2 separate regions of the Homo sapiens genome follow, and region 2 is linked to region 1. A link is a loop called in an ENCODE intact Hi-C map of the cell type or tissue named here. Cell type or tissue: PC-3. All regions are shown on one strand.

The links. Peaks named below come from ENCODE experiments on the same cell type or tissue, not always from the same donor. Only the 100,000 strongest peaks of a DNase experiment are listed, where the experiment ranks them.
Region 2: a loop joins it to region 1, with 6 times the contacts of the local background. A loop is called at or near these places in 5 of 110 quality-filtered maps.

What each region holds. Positions count from the first base shown.
Region 1 is chr12:119,776,235-119,784,234 of GRCh38, forward strand. CIT (citron rho-interacting serine/threonine kinase) reads right to left here. Exons shown (of 48, transcript NM_001206999.2): 12 at 7,674-7,817; 13 at 6,284-6,403; 14 at 438-608; 15 at 124-174. Among named protein-coding and RNA genes, the nearest start is that of MIR1178, 67 kb to the left of the region's middle. In PC-3, CTCF peaks have their summits at 4,790 (motif pointing left) and 5,006; a DNase peak (open chromatin) is centred at 4,737; H3K27ac peaks cover 424 bases.
Region 2 is chr12:119,897,409-119,905,408 of GRCh38, forward strand. No RefSeq gene overlaps it. Among named protein-coding and RNA genes, the nearest start is that of CIT, 24 kb to the left of the region's middle. In PC-3, a CTCF peak has its summit at 4,833 (motif pointing left); a DNase peak (open chromatin) is centred at 4,813.

The DNA of each region.
Region 1 (8,000 bases):
TCGAAGAGAGGTCTCTATTCATTGATGAAGAATACTCTTCATCAATGATGGGCCACTGATAATAACATGAAAAAAGTTATCTACCCAAAATATTAATAGCAAAACCAATCATGGAAAGTATACCTTCTCCAGTTTCGCATATTCTCCCACTTCAGGCTTCCCTTGATCCTTAGCCTGTAATTAAAAAGACACAACATATTGGGAAATCTCAACAACCTAAAAAAGTCGTGTAGACTACTTTCTTGGTCTCTGTGACCAAGATAATAATAGTAAATAAGAATAATGTTATCTTCTGTAAATAAAGACCAAGAGTTTTCCAAGGTATCCTACTATTTCTCAAACTAGGTTGTTTCTCATTAAACTAGGTTCTCCTTTTTCTTGCTAAGATCATGTACAATTTTACCCAAAAAGCACCCTCCTGGAGGGTGGCTGACTACCTTCAACAGTTTATGCTGACATTCTGTCGCTTTCCGCTTGAATTCTTCAGCAGCAAGCCGAGACTCTCTCAGCTCAGATTCGTAGAGATCACTCCGTCTTCTTGCTGAGACAAGATCCTCTTCCAACTGATTCATCATCAACCTCATTTCTTCCACTTGAGCCTGGTACTCCTAAAGAGCAGGCAATGAAATAAAAGAGAACTTTCGAACTCCGAAAAGAATAGACAGGCAGTGAGGATGGAAGAGTATTAACCACACAGGGAAGATGCACAGTGAAGAGAGACTGGCAAAGAAAAGACCTGGCCAGGTGCAGTGGCTCACGCCTGTAATCCCAGCACTTTGGGAGGCCAAGGCAGGTGGATCACCTGACGTCAGGAGTTCAAGACCATCCTGGCCAACATGGTGAAACACTGTCTCTGCTAAAAATACAAAAATTAGCTGGGTGTGGTGGTGCGGGCCTATAGTCCCAGCTACTTGGGAGGCTGAGGCAGGAGAATCGCTTGAACCCAGGAGGCAGAGGTTGCAGTGAGCCGAGATCGCGCCACTGCACTCCAGCCTGGGTGACAGGGCAAGACTCCGTCTCAAAAAAAAACAACCTACAGACCTAGAGACGAGGGGAGTAGAAAGATGGACCCAGAATGAGGCACCAAGTAGGCAAAGGTGAGAAGTGTAGGGTGAAGATGAGGGAGAAAAAAATATTAAACCTTAAAACTGTTTTGGCCGGGTGTTGTGGCTCATGCCTGTAATCCCAGAACTTTGGGAGGCTGAGGCAGGCGGATCACAAGGTCAGGAATTCGAGACCAGCATGGCCAACATGGTGAAATCCCGTCTCTACTAAAAACACAAAAATTAGCCAGGTGTGGTGGTGGACGCCTGTAATCCCAGCTAGTCAGGAGGCTGAGGCAGAAGAATCGCTTGGACCCGGGAGGCGGAGGTTGCAGTGAGCCGAGATCGCGCCACTGCACTCCAGCCTGGGTGACAGAGCAAGACTCCGTCTCAAAAAAACAAAAAAAAACAAAAAAAAACACTTTTAATGTAGAGCATATGTCATTAGCAAAACCACCGGGAACACACATGCAAATCACACCATACGAAATGCACAGAACCTTAAGGCCTAACACAGGAGAGCCAAAAGGGATGTTCTTTAAACAACAAGGATAAACTGCTTACATGTAGTTTTCCGCCAAGGGTAATCATTTATATAGACTTGTCCTTTAGAAGTCATGTGCTCCTAACACAAATTGGATATGGTACTAGTTTTAAAATTAACCTTTCAGACAGCACAAGAGGGTAATTGAAAATCTCAGTGGAAAGAATTCTGGAAGGTGAAACTCATCATGTCAGTTTCTCACCATTAATTTTTCTGGGCTCAAAACTGAATGATGACCGTAACATCACTCCTGCAATGCAAGTCACCCTGAAATCTGGAAGAGTCACAAAACACTGGCTTCGGTCAAAATAACTTGTGAGAAAAATTCCAAGGAAAGAACCTTCCTGTTCCCTTGAGCAAACCCTTTAAGTGATCCAAACAGCCCAACCTTTTCCAAAATGCATTTCTAAAATCAAAACATTTACATTGAAGTTTCTCAGAACTGGGCTCACCAAAAGAAATGGCCAGTGATTTTGAAAACTTTTGGACAAAGTATAAAAATATTCTGTGTTAGCAAAAATCAAGGCTAAGTATAAGGATTATGAATGAGCATTTATGTAATCCAAGGTGACTTGTGGGGTGAGGACGAGAGAGATACAAAACGAAATGAACAAGGAATTGAATCAAGAATGTCTTTAAAAATCACAATATTCAGTAACATCTCTGAGATCCACTCTCCCAAGAAATAATTGGTGAGGAATATTTGAATATTTCTCCCAAGAAATAATCGACTGAGCAAGGATATTCTTTTAACTGATAAATTGCAATTTTTGAATAACAGGGTATAAAGGAAACCTTTTATCCCATTGTAGCAGGTGACGCCCCCCCCCCAGAGCATATTAAAGGGGATGTGCTGCTCTTATGAAAATTGGATGGTTTCCATGCAAGCACACCTCTCCCTCTATTATCTGTAAAGGAGAAAGGAAAAAACAGCCCAAAATGGAACACGGGTCTCATTTCACTCTCTCCCACCCAAAAGCATACTGTTATTGAAGGTCAATCCTCAGAATCATGGGGCACACAGGTTTCCTGGGTCATGCATACTAAGCAGGCAATGCTGGATTATATAACCAAAGATCTTTATAACCTGCTCACAATTATCTAAACTCACAGGGCAGGCCGGGCATGGTGGTTCACGCCTGTAATCCCAGCACTTTGGGAGCCCGAGGTGGCGGATCACTTGAGGTTAGGAGTTCAAGACCAGCCTGGCCAACATAGTGAAACCCCATCTCTACAAAATATACAAAAATTAGCCAGACATGGTGGTGAGCACCTGTAATCCCAGCTACTTGGAAGGCTGAGACAGGAGAACTGCTTGAACCTGGGAGGCAGAGGTTGCAGTGAGCTGAGATTACACCACTGCCCTCCAGCCTGGGTGACAGAGCAAGACTCTATCTCAAATTAATTAATTAATTAATTAATTCACAGGCCAGAACATGAGCTGTATGTGAAATGGAATATCGGTTTTTCTGGACCCCCTCAAGCAGAGCCATATTATGGCTTTCATAACTGTGAGCACTGAGCCTGTCTTGCCTTCCTCCATAAAAATTAAAATTAAAAATTACATTTTACAGTTGTGCTCCTATAAATACAAAAATATTAACATCATCTATGAAAACAGTGTCTTTGACCTAAGCCCAACTTTTTTCTTCTGATGAAAAAATTAAAACATTTTGTGAGACCCTAAAAGTAAAGTGGTCCCTAGATACCGTGCCTGCTAGAGCTAATGGGAAAGCCAGTCCTGGCTACAGGCATGGACACCAAATCTTGAGCATCTTTTGTCCTCAAGCTCACTTTTCTTTCTTGAATTTATGTCGGCGAGAAGGGAATGTAATTTTTGTGTTTTGTCAAGAGCAAGGACAGAGTGTCTGTTCCTTCCCCCCAACATCTCTCTTCCCTGAGCTGTCAGCACATAAGAGGGAGGAAGGCAGGAATCAGGCAACCACTCTGTCAGCTCTCCAAGCTCTCGGGGCACCCAGTCTCCTACAAGCATCAAAAGAAAATTCTAACTCATTTGTGGATCCTTTGATATTGTGCAGGATACTTCAAGGAAATCCTATAAATCTAGCAGCTAACCAAATCCCTGCTTCAGGAAAAACCTGAGAGGTGATCATCAGGTCTGTTTGCAAGATCAGCTGAGAGAGAGCTGTGGTATCTCAGGATGGAATGAAAGACTGGTAGGTGTGAGTCAGGTCAGGATGGGGAACTGCAGACAGGTTTCAAGGCCCACCTAACGCAAGTCTTCTGAATGGAGCTTCAGAATTTTGTGGGGAGGAAGGATCAGGTATGATGCAATTCACTCAGAAACCATGGAACACAAGTGACTTTTGTGTTACCCACACTTTTGTCTCCTTTCCTGAGTAGGGGAGCAAGGAAGAAGCTGAAATTGCTAGTAATGATCTAGGAATCAAATTTCACATGAGTCTTTGAGGTGTTTTTCTTTTAAACCAAATCTAAATATTCTAGAGGGGGTAGCTAGGTGGAAGTAAAATATTTTTTAAAAAAATGAAGAGCCGGCCAGGTGCAGTGGCTCATGCCTGTAATCTCAGCACTTTGGGAGGCCAAGGCGGGCAGATCAGGAGGTCAGGAGTTCGAGACCAGCCTGACAAACATGGTGAAACCCCATCTCTACTAAAAACACAAAAATTAGCTGGGTGTGGCGGCGTGCACCTGTAGTCCCAGCTACTCAGGAGGCTGAGGCAGGAGAATCACTTGAACCCAGGAGGTGGAGGCTGCAGTGAGCCGAAACTGCACCACTGCACTCCAGCCTGGGTGACAGAGCGAGACTCCATCTCAAAAAAATAAAGAGCGATATAGAAAGTTAGATTTTTAAGAGAAAGATCAGGGAATAAATCCCAAGTCTAGAAAAAATCAATATGCCACAAACTAAATACTGAAAGTTTGCTGCAAGCATTAAAAGCTTTCTCCCAGTCTGCAAACATCCTGCTCTCACAAAACTTACCAAAAGTCATAAAATAAATCCTTGTTCCGATGAAAAATCAAATCTGAAACCACGTTTCTTCCCCACAATGGAACTTTTAGCAGTCATTAAATCTAAGACTCCACATGCATGCCAACTGTGGTATGAATCATAAAAGACGTGTCTTTGAACTCGGCCACCAACATACACCTTTTCAAAACGTCCTGATAATTCCGTTTCTAAGGAATCTATGGACACCAGCTGCTCCCTCTGGTGGCCAAACACAGCTTTCATTTCCCCAGGATGTCACCAAAAGTAAATTTCCAGGTATGTTGAACTAATGGGAGAAAATGATTCCTACCTCTTGAAACTTTTAGGATGAAAAACTATGTTGATAAAAGGAGCATGAGTCAACTGTCAAAGCAGATTTCTCAAAGCCAATGTGCAGCCTTCAAAACCTCTAAGACTGCATTATTCAGAGATCTGATGATCCTTTACAGGGTTTCCGTCCTATGCACGTTTATTTATAATGTTTTTATCAAGCAACAGAATATTAACTGATCACAACTTTAAAATATTCAGATGATAAATATGCCAACAAAACTCCAAAGACAGTAATTCTTTTTTTAAAGAGTAATTAATGGATAGAGTTATTTGCAGAAGTTTCTTGCATTAGCTCCAGCCAGATGGCTAAGTTTGTGCTACCCAGAGACAGAAATGTTCATTTCTATCAGTGTTTCCATTAGATTTTCTGAAGTGAATGAGAGTTGCCTGGCAGCTGATAGTTCAGCTCTCCAATTGCTCATTGCCATCTCTTCATTAAAGTCTCTATTTACAGTTTTTCAAAAGACACAAAAATCCATGCTAAAAAGGAAACAATGAGGCAATACAAAAATGAGCCATTTAGAAAGAAAACCCGTTTAGAAAGAAAAAAAAGAGTGGGCTTTTTAAAGGTCTCGATTCTCCTTTCTGAAAACACAGGGGACAGCCTTCTGCACTCAGATAGGCAGTGTTAATCCTGACTTGACCTTGACCAGAATGGTTCAAATTTCTCTTCTAGAATATTTCTTTATGTAAGTAAAACTATGAATTAGCCTGGCTTCACTCAAAAACTTAAAAGTGCATCTGAGAAGCTATTAAAACATTTAATTGTTTTTAACCATCTAAAGCAGGGATTGGCAAACTTTTGCTGTAAGAAGCCAGATAGTAAGTAGTTTCAGCTTTGCAGGCCACATGGTCTCTGTAACAACCACTCACCTCTGACTCTGTAGCCTGAAAGCAGCCAGGGCCGATATGCAAATTACCAAGCATGGCTGTGTTCCAAAAAAAAAACACTTTATTTATGGAGACTGAAATTTGAATTTCATATAAATTTCAAATGTCATGAAATATTGTTTTACTTTTGATTTTTTTTCCAACTGTTTAAAAACGTAACCCCATTCTTAGCTTGTGGGCCATAGAAAATAGGTGTTGGACCAGCTTTGCCCCACAGGCTGAAGTCTGCCCACTCTTGCTCTAAACCTACATCTTTATTTTTAAAAGCAGACATTATGGGGTATCAGCTTCAAAAGGAGCTGGAACAAGCATTCTATGATGTATATAAATTATGAGAAATCTGAAGTTTCTGAATGACCTACATACCTGTCTCTCTTCCACTCTGCCCCCACCCTTTCTCTCTCTCCCTTTCTTCCTATTTCTCTCTCAAACACGCCTCTCCTGAAATTAGAGGTCCAAGCAAGCCGAGATGCTGCTGTGCTCCCAGGCAAGCAGGCCTACCTGCTCTTTGATTTCTTGGAGCTTCCGGCTCTGCTCTCTGATATCATGGAGAAGCTGCAGTGCTTTGTCATCCTCCTGGGACACCTCCATCCGTGCTTGCTCCAAACTTCGCTTTAAGCTCTGCAGAAAGCAAAAATTTTAATAGGGATGCCCTGTGGATCCTGCTTTGTTTGAAAAGACTCATTAAGAGAGCTGCAAGCTGCTTCGCAGACACCAGGACAGTTTCGAGTGACGGACCACAGTTCACAACTTCCAGTTGGTTGCCGACTCCGGTTTCCATCCTGTAAAACCCCTTGGTTCAAGAAACATCATCTCAACCTGGTGACCTTAGGGATCCAGCCGGAAACTGCATCAGCCTGTCTCCTGCCACCATCTACCTGTCCTAGGAGATACTTACTTGCATGTTCAGGACTAAAACCTATTAAGACCCAGTAGCTATTACAGCCACCATGTGGATAGCTACAAAGTGTTTTCTACAGTTATTTGTGGGCCCTAAAGTACATATGCCTCTTTCAAAGTAGCAATGACTTCATATCCTCTGCCCAGTTGTCATTTAAGACTCCAAGTGGTCTATTTCTACCTCCTGGCTTATTTTTCCTGGACACCTTTCATCCATAAGAATCCCTTAATGCTTCAATGGCACTGAAATCTATATCTGAAATACATAGCTGAATAACTTCACCCACCACTGAAAGGCAGCCAAGTCTGGAATGGAAACATAGCAGTTATTCTTAATCAGCCACGTTCTATAGATTTCCTCTCCCTTGTGAAAAAAACTTTAGAAATGTGTGATTCAACTTCTTGAGACTGTTTAATTGGGCACATTAAAAAACACCTGAATGAAAAATTTAACAAGACAATGGAGAAGAAGACAGTCTACTCTTGTGAAGGAAAGAAAAAATGAAAGTCACATGGTAAATAATGACAGAGGGTCTGGGTTTTCAAGGCTATTTTCTTGTCACTACACTGGTTCTGGCCAATGGAAAATTTGATGTCAGGAAGATTGAAAGTAAGTTTTCTTGTACATAGTTGGGAGTCTGGTTCTCAAGGCTGCTCATGTCAGACACAACGCAGACCACAGAGGCTGGGATGGGAGATGTTAAGATCTTTTGCAACTTGCGGCAAAGATGGATTACTCCCATCTCCAGACTCCATGGTACCAGCCGTCTACCTGCACTTTCTGCTGGAAATGAGTCCAATCTCATTTCTTGGGGACCTTACGCCTGGCTCTCACTACTCTGCAAAACACAGATCTTGCTTTTGTGCTCTCCCTCTCTCTACTCTCTGCCATTGGCTGTGATGTGCCTCATGGAGCCATCATGAAACAGGATGAGACACACACAACAGGAAGTGCCACCTCCAAGGGAAGGGGGCTTCAGGGAAGGCTCACACTGCATTCTGTGATGTAGGTAGCAAGGTCCTGCTCCAGGAGGGATCTCTGAGTCTCAGAGGCCTTCAGCTCCACCTCCTTCTGACTAAGCACAGCCTCCACCTCTGACACTCTCCGATGTAACCGGGTCATTTCCTGCTCCATCTGAAATAAACACATCGACAGGTTAAAAAGGCCCGTGGAGGTTCATTAGGAGCAATCACATCTCAAGTAGCCTCCGAAACCACCTGGTGGTCTGGGCTAAGGCTAATTCGCCAAAAGTTAAGTTGGGATGGAAATACCATTGTTTCTTCGCCCAGGAGCGCACAGTTCTTCGTTAAGGACAGT
Region 2 (8,000 bases), 120 kb after region 1:
CATCCGCTTTTTCATTTATTTACTTATTTTTGGGCAATATGTACATTTACATAGTTCAAACTCAAAAGGCACATCCAAAGAGAATATCTCCCTCCAGACTACCATTTCCTCTTCATGGAGGTATCAATGAACGACTTTTATGTGATTCCTCCCAGAATTACATTCCATAGAAAAACCACATATTTGACCAGGCGCAGTGTCTCATGCCTGTAATCCCAGCACTTTGAGAGGCCGAGGAGGGAGGACTGCTTGAGTCTAGGAGTTTGAGACCAGCCTGGGCAATATACCAAGACCTCATCTCTACTAAAAATAAAAAAAATTACCAGACGTATTGGTTTTCGCCTATAATCCCAGCTACTCAGGAGGCTGAGTCAGGAGAATCGCTTGAACCTAGGAGGCAGAAGTTTCAGTGAGCCGAGATTGCACCATTGCACCCCAGCCTGAGTGACAAGAGCAAAACTCTGTCTCAAAAAAAAAAAAAAAATAACATAATGAAATCCTGTCTCTACTAAAAATACAAAAATTAGCCAGGCATGGTGGCGTGTGCCTGTAGACCCAGCTACTCAGCAGGCTGAGGTGGAGGAGGATCACTTGAGCCAAGAGTTGGAGTCTGCAGTGAGCTGTGATCATGCCATTGCACTTCAACCTGGGCGACAGAGTGAGACCCTGACTAAAAAAAAAAATATATATATATATATATATATGGCAACTCTATTACTACATAAAGAGCTTCTAGCTTTCTTCCTGCTTTATTTCCTTCTTTTTTTGGGGGGGGCGGGGGGGTCAGAGTCTCTCTCTGTCACCCAGGCTGGAGTGCAGAGGCATGATCATGGCTCACTGCGACTTCCTGAGCTCAGGCAATCCACCCACCTTAGCCTCCTGAGTAGCTGGGACTTCAGGCACCTGCCACGACAACCAAATAATTTTTGTGTTTTTTTGTAGAGGCGTGGTCTTGCTATGTTACCCAGGCTAGTCTTGAACCCCTGGGCTCAAGCGATCCTCCTGCCTCAGCCTCTGATAGTGCTACAATTTATTTATCTTTTATAGCTGCATAGTATTCCATGGAATGGTTGTATCAAACTTTATTTAATCAGCCTAAAAATGATGGGCATTTAGGTTGTCTCTAATGTATCGCTACATCAAACAATGCTGCAAAGAGTGACTTTTATGTATGTTTCACACGTGCAAGTTTATCTGTATGATAATTTTTTTTATTATACTTTAAGTTTTAGGGTACATGTGCACAATGTGCAGGTTAGTTACATATGTATACATGTGCCATGTTGGTGTGCTGCACCCATTAACTCATCATTTAGCATTAGGTGTATCTCCTAATGCTATCCCTCCCCCCTCCACCCACCCCCACAACAGGCCCCGGTGTGTGATGTTCCCCTTCCTGTGTCCATGTGTTCTCATTGTTCAATTCCCACCAATGAGTGAGAACATGTGGTGTTTGGTTTTTTGTCCTTGCAATAGTTTGCTGAGAATGATGGTTTCCAGCTTCATCCATGTCCCTACAAAGGACATGAACTCATCATTTTTTATGGCTGCATAGTATTCCATGGTGTATATGTGCCACATTTTCTTAATCCAGTCTATCATTGTTGGACATTTGGGTTGGTTCCAACTCTTTGCTATTGTGAATAGTGCCGCAATAAACATACGTGTGCATGTGTCTTTATAGCAGCATGATTTATAATCCTTTGGGTATATACCCAGTAATAGGATGGCTGGGTTGAATGGTATTTAAAAAGTCAGGAAACAACAGGTGCTGGAGAGGATGCGGAGAAATAGGAACACTTTTACACTGTTGGTGGGACTGTAAACTAGTTCAACCATTGTGGAAGTCAGTGTGGCGATTCCTCAGGGATCTAGAACTAGAAATACCATTAGACCCTGTATGATAAATTTTTAAGTGCAATTTCGCTGGGTCAGATGTTCTCTTCAGCATAGTTTGGTAGATGAAAATGCCCTCCAGAGGGGCAGTACTAGTTTATAGCCCTACTAGAGTTGTACAAAGCTGCCTTTTATTCATCTTTACTGATGCAGCATGTTATTTAAATGTGTTGTCTATGCTATGTGATAGATGAAAAAAATGCTATCTCAGTATAGTTTTAGTTGAGCATCTTTTCATGTATTTAAAAGCCATTTGTATTTCTTTTCTCTTTGTTTTTGATTGTTTTGATTGTTTGTTTGTTTTTCAAGACAGGGTCTCAGTCTGTCACCCAGGCAGGAATGCAGTGGCACCATCTCAGTTTACTGCAGCCTCAACTTCCCACGCTCAGGTGATCCTCATGCCTCAGCCTCCCGAGTAGCTTGAACTACCAGCATGCACCATCATGGCCGGCTAAATTTTGTACTTTTTGTAGAGATGGAGTTTCACCATATTGCCCAGGCTGGTCTCAAACTCCTGGCTCAAGCGATCTGCCCACCTTGGTGTATTTTGATTATAGGCTTTTACATCCAACTGCAAGTTAGCTAATAAAATGTCAGGAGCAGCTTTCTTAGCCAAGAACAAATATCAGAGGGCATAGCTTTATTAATATTTTTTTCTTTTTTTTTTTTTTTTTAGATGGAGTCTTACTTGTTGCCCAGGCTGGAGAGCAGCGGCGCGATCTCGGCTCACTGCAACCTCCACCACCCAGGTTCAAGTGATTCTCCTGCCTCAGCCTCCCAAGTAGCTGGGATTACAGACACATGGCACCACACCTGGCTAACTTTTGTTTTTTGTTTGTTTGTTTTGTTTGTTTGTTTGTTTTGAGACGGAGTCTCTCTCTGTCGCCCAGGCTGGAGTGCAGTGGCACGATCTTGGCTCACTGCAAGCTCCGCCTCCCAGGTTCACGCCCATTCTCCTGCCTCAGCCTCCTGAGTAGCTGGGACTACAGGTGCCGGCCTAATTTTTTGTGTTTTTAGTAGAGACGGGGTTTCACCATGTTAGCCAGGATAGTCTCGATCTCCTGACCTCGTGATCCACCCGCCTCAGCCTCCCAAAGTGCTGGGATTACAGGCGTGAGCCACCGCGCCGGGCCTGTATTTTTTTTTTCAGTAGAGACGGAGTTTCACCATGTTGGCCAGCTATTTATTTATTTTTATTGTGGTAAAATATACACAGCATAATTTTTTCATTTAACTATTCTTTATTTTTTTACTTTTATTTTTGAGACGGAGTCTCGCTCTGTCACCCAGGCTGGAGTGCAGTGGCGCGACCTCGGCTCACTGCAACCTCCGCCTCCCGGGTTCAAGCGATTCTCCTGCCTCAGCCTCCCGAGTGGCTGGGATTACAGGCCGGCGCCACCACACCCAGCTAATTTTTGTATTTTTTGTATAGACATTAGTTTTGCCAGGCTGGTCTGGAACTCTGACTTCAGATGATCTGCCAGCCTCGGCCTCCCAAAGTGCTGGGATTACAGGCGTGAGCCACTGTGCCTGGCCTATTTAACTATTCTTTAGCATACAGTTCAGTAGCATTAAGTACATTCATAACGTGCAATGAATCATGATCACTGCCTATTTTCAGAACTTTGTCATCATCCCAAACAAACTCTGTACCTATTAAACTACATCTTTTCATTTTCCCTCGGCAACATCCGTTCTGCTTTCTGTTTTTTTGTTGTTGTTGTTGTTGTTTTTGTTTGTTTTTTAAACTGAGTCTCCCTCTCACTCTGTCACCCAGGATGGAGTGCAATGTCACAATCTTGGCTCACTGCAACCTGTAACTCCTGGGTTCAAGTGATTCTCCTGCCTCAGCCTCCCAAGTAGCTGGGATTATAGGCGTGCACCAGCACCCCTGGCTAATTTTTGTATTTTTAGTAGAGACAGGGTTTCACCATGTTGGCCAGGCTGGTCTCGAACTCCTGACCTCAAGTGATCTGCCCGCCTCGGCCTCCCAAAGTGCTGAGATTACAGTCGTGAGCCACCGCACCCAGCCTCTGCTTTCTTAACCTCTATTCTACTTTCTGTATCTATGAATTTGCCCATTTTAGGCACCTCATATAAGTGGAATGATATCATACAGCAGCCCTTCGTGCCTGGCTGATTTCGCTTAGCATGTTTTCAAGGTTCATCCATGTTGTAACATGTATTAGGACTTCATTCCATGTATGACTGAATAATATTCCATTGCATGTATATGCCACATGTTGTTTATCCATTCATCTGTTCATAAACACGTGGGTTGCTTCTGTTTTCTGAAAGAATGTTGGTGTACAAATATCTGAGTCCCTGCTTTCCATTCTTTGGGGTATATTTACATACGTAGGAGTGGATCATACGTCACTTCTGTTTCCTTTTTGAAGAACCACCAAACTGTTTCTCAAAGTGGCTGCACCATTTGAAATTCCCACCACTAACGAATCAGGGCTTCAAATTCTCCACACTCTAACCAACACTTAAATTATTTTCCATTTTATATATATATAAAACAATAAATATAAATAATATATAATATAATTACATTATATAATAATATATTATAAATTATATATTTTATATATTATAAATAATATATATTTTTCCATTTAATATCTATATTATATTATATATAATAGCCATCCTAATAGGGATGAAGTGGCATTTCATTGTGTCTTTTTAATTTCCTTGTTTAGCAATGTAAATTTTTCCTATGGAATGTAAGCAATTTTCTAGATCACATTCATTCCACACTACCTAATGAGCACCTGTACTTCTCTTCCAAATAGCCTTTTTAGAGTCCTGCCCTGGAAATTACTTCCGTTAGTTGCTTCCTTATCTTTAAACCATCTAAAGCACCATTGCTTGGTTTAGCATTTTACCTCCTCGAAGCAGAAGCGCTATCTAGTGGCCCAATAGAGTAGCTGCAGGGGCAGCCCCCATTTTCACTAGTGCCTGTCTTAGTAACAAGGTCCTTGATATGCTTTATCTGGTGCTGCTGATCTGGCAGTGCCATGAAAGTCGACATCCAAGTCTGACTCAGAGAGGGATGTCTCTACAAAGATGAGATAGATGGGCTTTCGCCCCAAATGACAATGTCTTCTCTGGTCTTAATTGCACCATTCCTAAAACAGGGATGATAGAAATACAGTTGACATTGTAAAAGCAACTGGTTAAATATTATGTCCAAAAAAACCCCCAATTTATTATTTTTCCAGTCTCTTCCTTCAACCATTCTCTATGGAACCTTCCTTTTCCACCCTTAAGAGACATCCCTAGCAAACGCTGTGGCTTTCATGTCCTCAACTTTCCCAAAGTGCCCCCACCCCACCCCCTTTATTTGAGATACGATCTTGCTCTGTTGCCCAAGTTGGAATGCAGCAGTGTGATCACAGCTCACTGCAGCCTCGACCTCCCAAAGCTCAAACAATTCTCTCCTCTCAGCCTCCCGAGTAGCTGGGACTACAGGCACACGCCACCACTCCTAGCTAATTTTTAAATATTTTTTGTAGAGGTGGGATCTCCCTTTGTTATCCAGGCTGATCTAGAACTCCTGGGTTCAAGCGATCCTCCTGCCTTGGCCTCCCAAAGTGCTGGGATTACAGGCATGAGCCATTGCCCCAGCCCCAAAGGCTCTGATAGTGTGTCTGATGCATCATCTCCTACTCCCCTCCCCGATAAGCCCAGCTTTGGAGTGGGGGGAAAGAATGATCTGTGGGGAGTGGTCTGCTCTCACATGCTTGCCCCACCCTCCTTCGTTCAAAGCTCCTCTGATGCTTGGGGCAGAGACTAGAAATAAAGGAAAAGGGCCACACCTTGTACAATTTTCTGACATAGGAAATGGACTCTTGCTTGGACTTTTCCAATTACCCTTCTCTCAGCTAAGCTCCAGGGAGTCCACTTAATTCATTCTTGTCCCACCCAACATCAGGAGTTCAAGCTTTCTCATTTCGCCTCCTCTCTCTGTCTCTCTACCCCTGTACCCCAACCATCTGCCTCCCGTTTTTCTCCCTTTCCTCAGAGATTACACGTATAAGAAAAAGGAGTATCACTCTTAGAAAAGGAGATCACAGCCCGGGAAGGCTGAGGCAGGAGGATTGCCTGAGTCCAGGAGTTGGAGACCAGCCTGTGCAACAAAGTGAGACCATCTACCCGACCCCACCTTCTCTACAAAAAAATTAAGAATTAGCCAGGTGGGGTGGCGTGCACTTGTAGACCAGGCATTCCAAATGATAGCCCAATATAAGATGAATGCACATACACACAAAATCAATAGCTTTCCATTACACTAGTAACAACCATTGAGCTAATGTTAAAGAGAAATTATTCTCCTCCAGTAACAACAAACTATCCAGTTCCTAGAAATCAACACAATAAGAAAAGGGCAAGGGGTTCATAAAGAAAACCGCAAAGCTTGACTACAGACTTACAAACAAGGCCTGAGTAAGAAAAGACAGGGATGATCTGTTCCTAAATAAGAAGTGCCAATGTTGTAAGATTCCTTTTCTTCCCAATTTAACATAAAAAGGAAAAGCAGAATAAATAAATGGTGGTGTATCCATACAGTGCAGTTCTACTCAACATTAAGAAGGTATGTGCGGCCAGGCACGGTGGCTCATGCCTGTAATCCTAGCACTTTGGGAGGCCAAGGCAGGCGGATCACCCGAGATTAGGAGTTCGAGACCAGCCTGGCCAACATGGTGAAGCCCCATCTCTACTAAAAATACAAAAATTAGCTGGGCGTGGTGGTGCACGCCTGTAATCCTAGCTACTCAGGAGGCTGAGGCAGAAGAATCACATAAACCCTGGAGGTGCAGATTGCAGTGAGCTAAGATCGTGCCACTGTACTCCAGCCTGGGTGACAGAGTGAGACTCTGTCTCAAAAAAAAAAAAAAAAAAAGAAGGTATGTACTATTGATACAAACAATACAATAAATGAAAATAAGTGAATCTCAAAACCATTAGGCTGAGTGAAAGAAGCCAGATTCAGAAGAGAGCACAAAACCGAAGGCAGTGGCTCATGCTTGTAATCCCACCACTTTGGGAGGCCAAGGCAGGAGGATTGCTTGAGCCCAGGAGTTTGAGACTAGCATGGGCAATATTGTGAGACCCCGTATCTACAAAAAATAAAATAAAAATTAGCTGGGCATGGTGGCATGCACTTGTAGTCCCAGCTACTCGGGAGGCTGAGATAGGAGGATCCCTTGGGCCTGGGAGGTTGAGGTTGCAGTAAGCTATGATCACACCACTGCACTCCAGCCTGAGTACCAAAGTGAGACTCTGTCTCAAAAAAACAACAGCAACAAACAACAAAAGAATACATGCTGTATGATTGCATTTATATAAAATTCTAGAGAGGGGAAAAAATGACGGCAGCTAGAGTTGGGGATGAAGGTAAGGATTAATTGCAAAAGGATCTCCAGGGGTCTAACAAGAATGTTCTATAGCTTAATTGCATTGGCGGTGACATGGCGTATACATTTGTCAAAACTCATCTAAATATAGCCCTAAAATGGTGCATTTTATTGTATGTAAATTATGGCTCAATAAAGTGGGAAAAAATAAAATGTAATTCAAATTGAAATGTGGGCAGGCATAGTTGCTCATGCCTGTAATCCCAGCACTTTGGGAGGCTGAGGTGGGCAGATCACCTGGGGTCAGGAGTTCGAGACCAGCCTGACCAACATGCAGAAACCCCATCTCTACTAAAAAATACAAAAATTACTTGGGCATGGTAGCTCATGCCTGTAGTCCCAGCTACTCAGGAGGTGGAGGCATGAGAATCGCTTGAACCCGGGAGCTGGAGGTTGCAGTGAGCCAAGATCGTACCACTGCACTCCAGCCTGGGCAACAGAGTGAGACACTATCTCAATTAAAAAAAAAAAAAATGGCCAGGCTCAGTGGCTCAAGCCTGTAATCCCAGCACTTAGGGAGGCCCAGGCGGGCAGATCACGAGGTCAGGAGTTCAAGACCAGCCTGACCAACATGATGAAACCCCGTCTCTGCTACAAATACAAAAATTAGCCAGGCATGGTGGCGTGTGCGTACAATCCCAGCTATGCAGGAGGCTGAGGCAGGAGAATTGCTTGAAG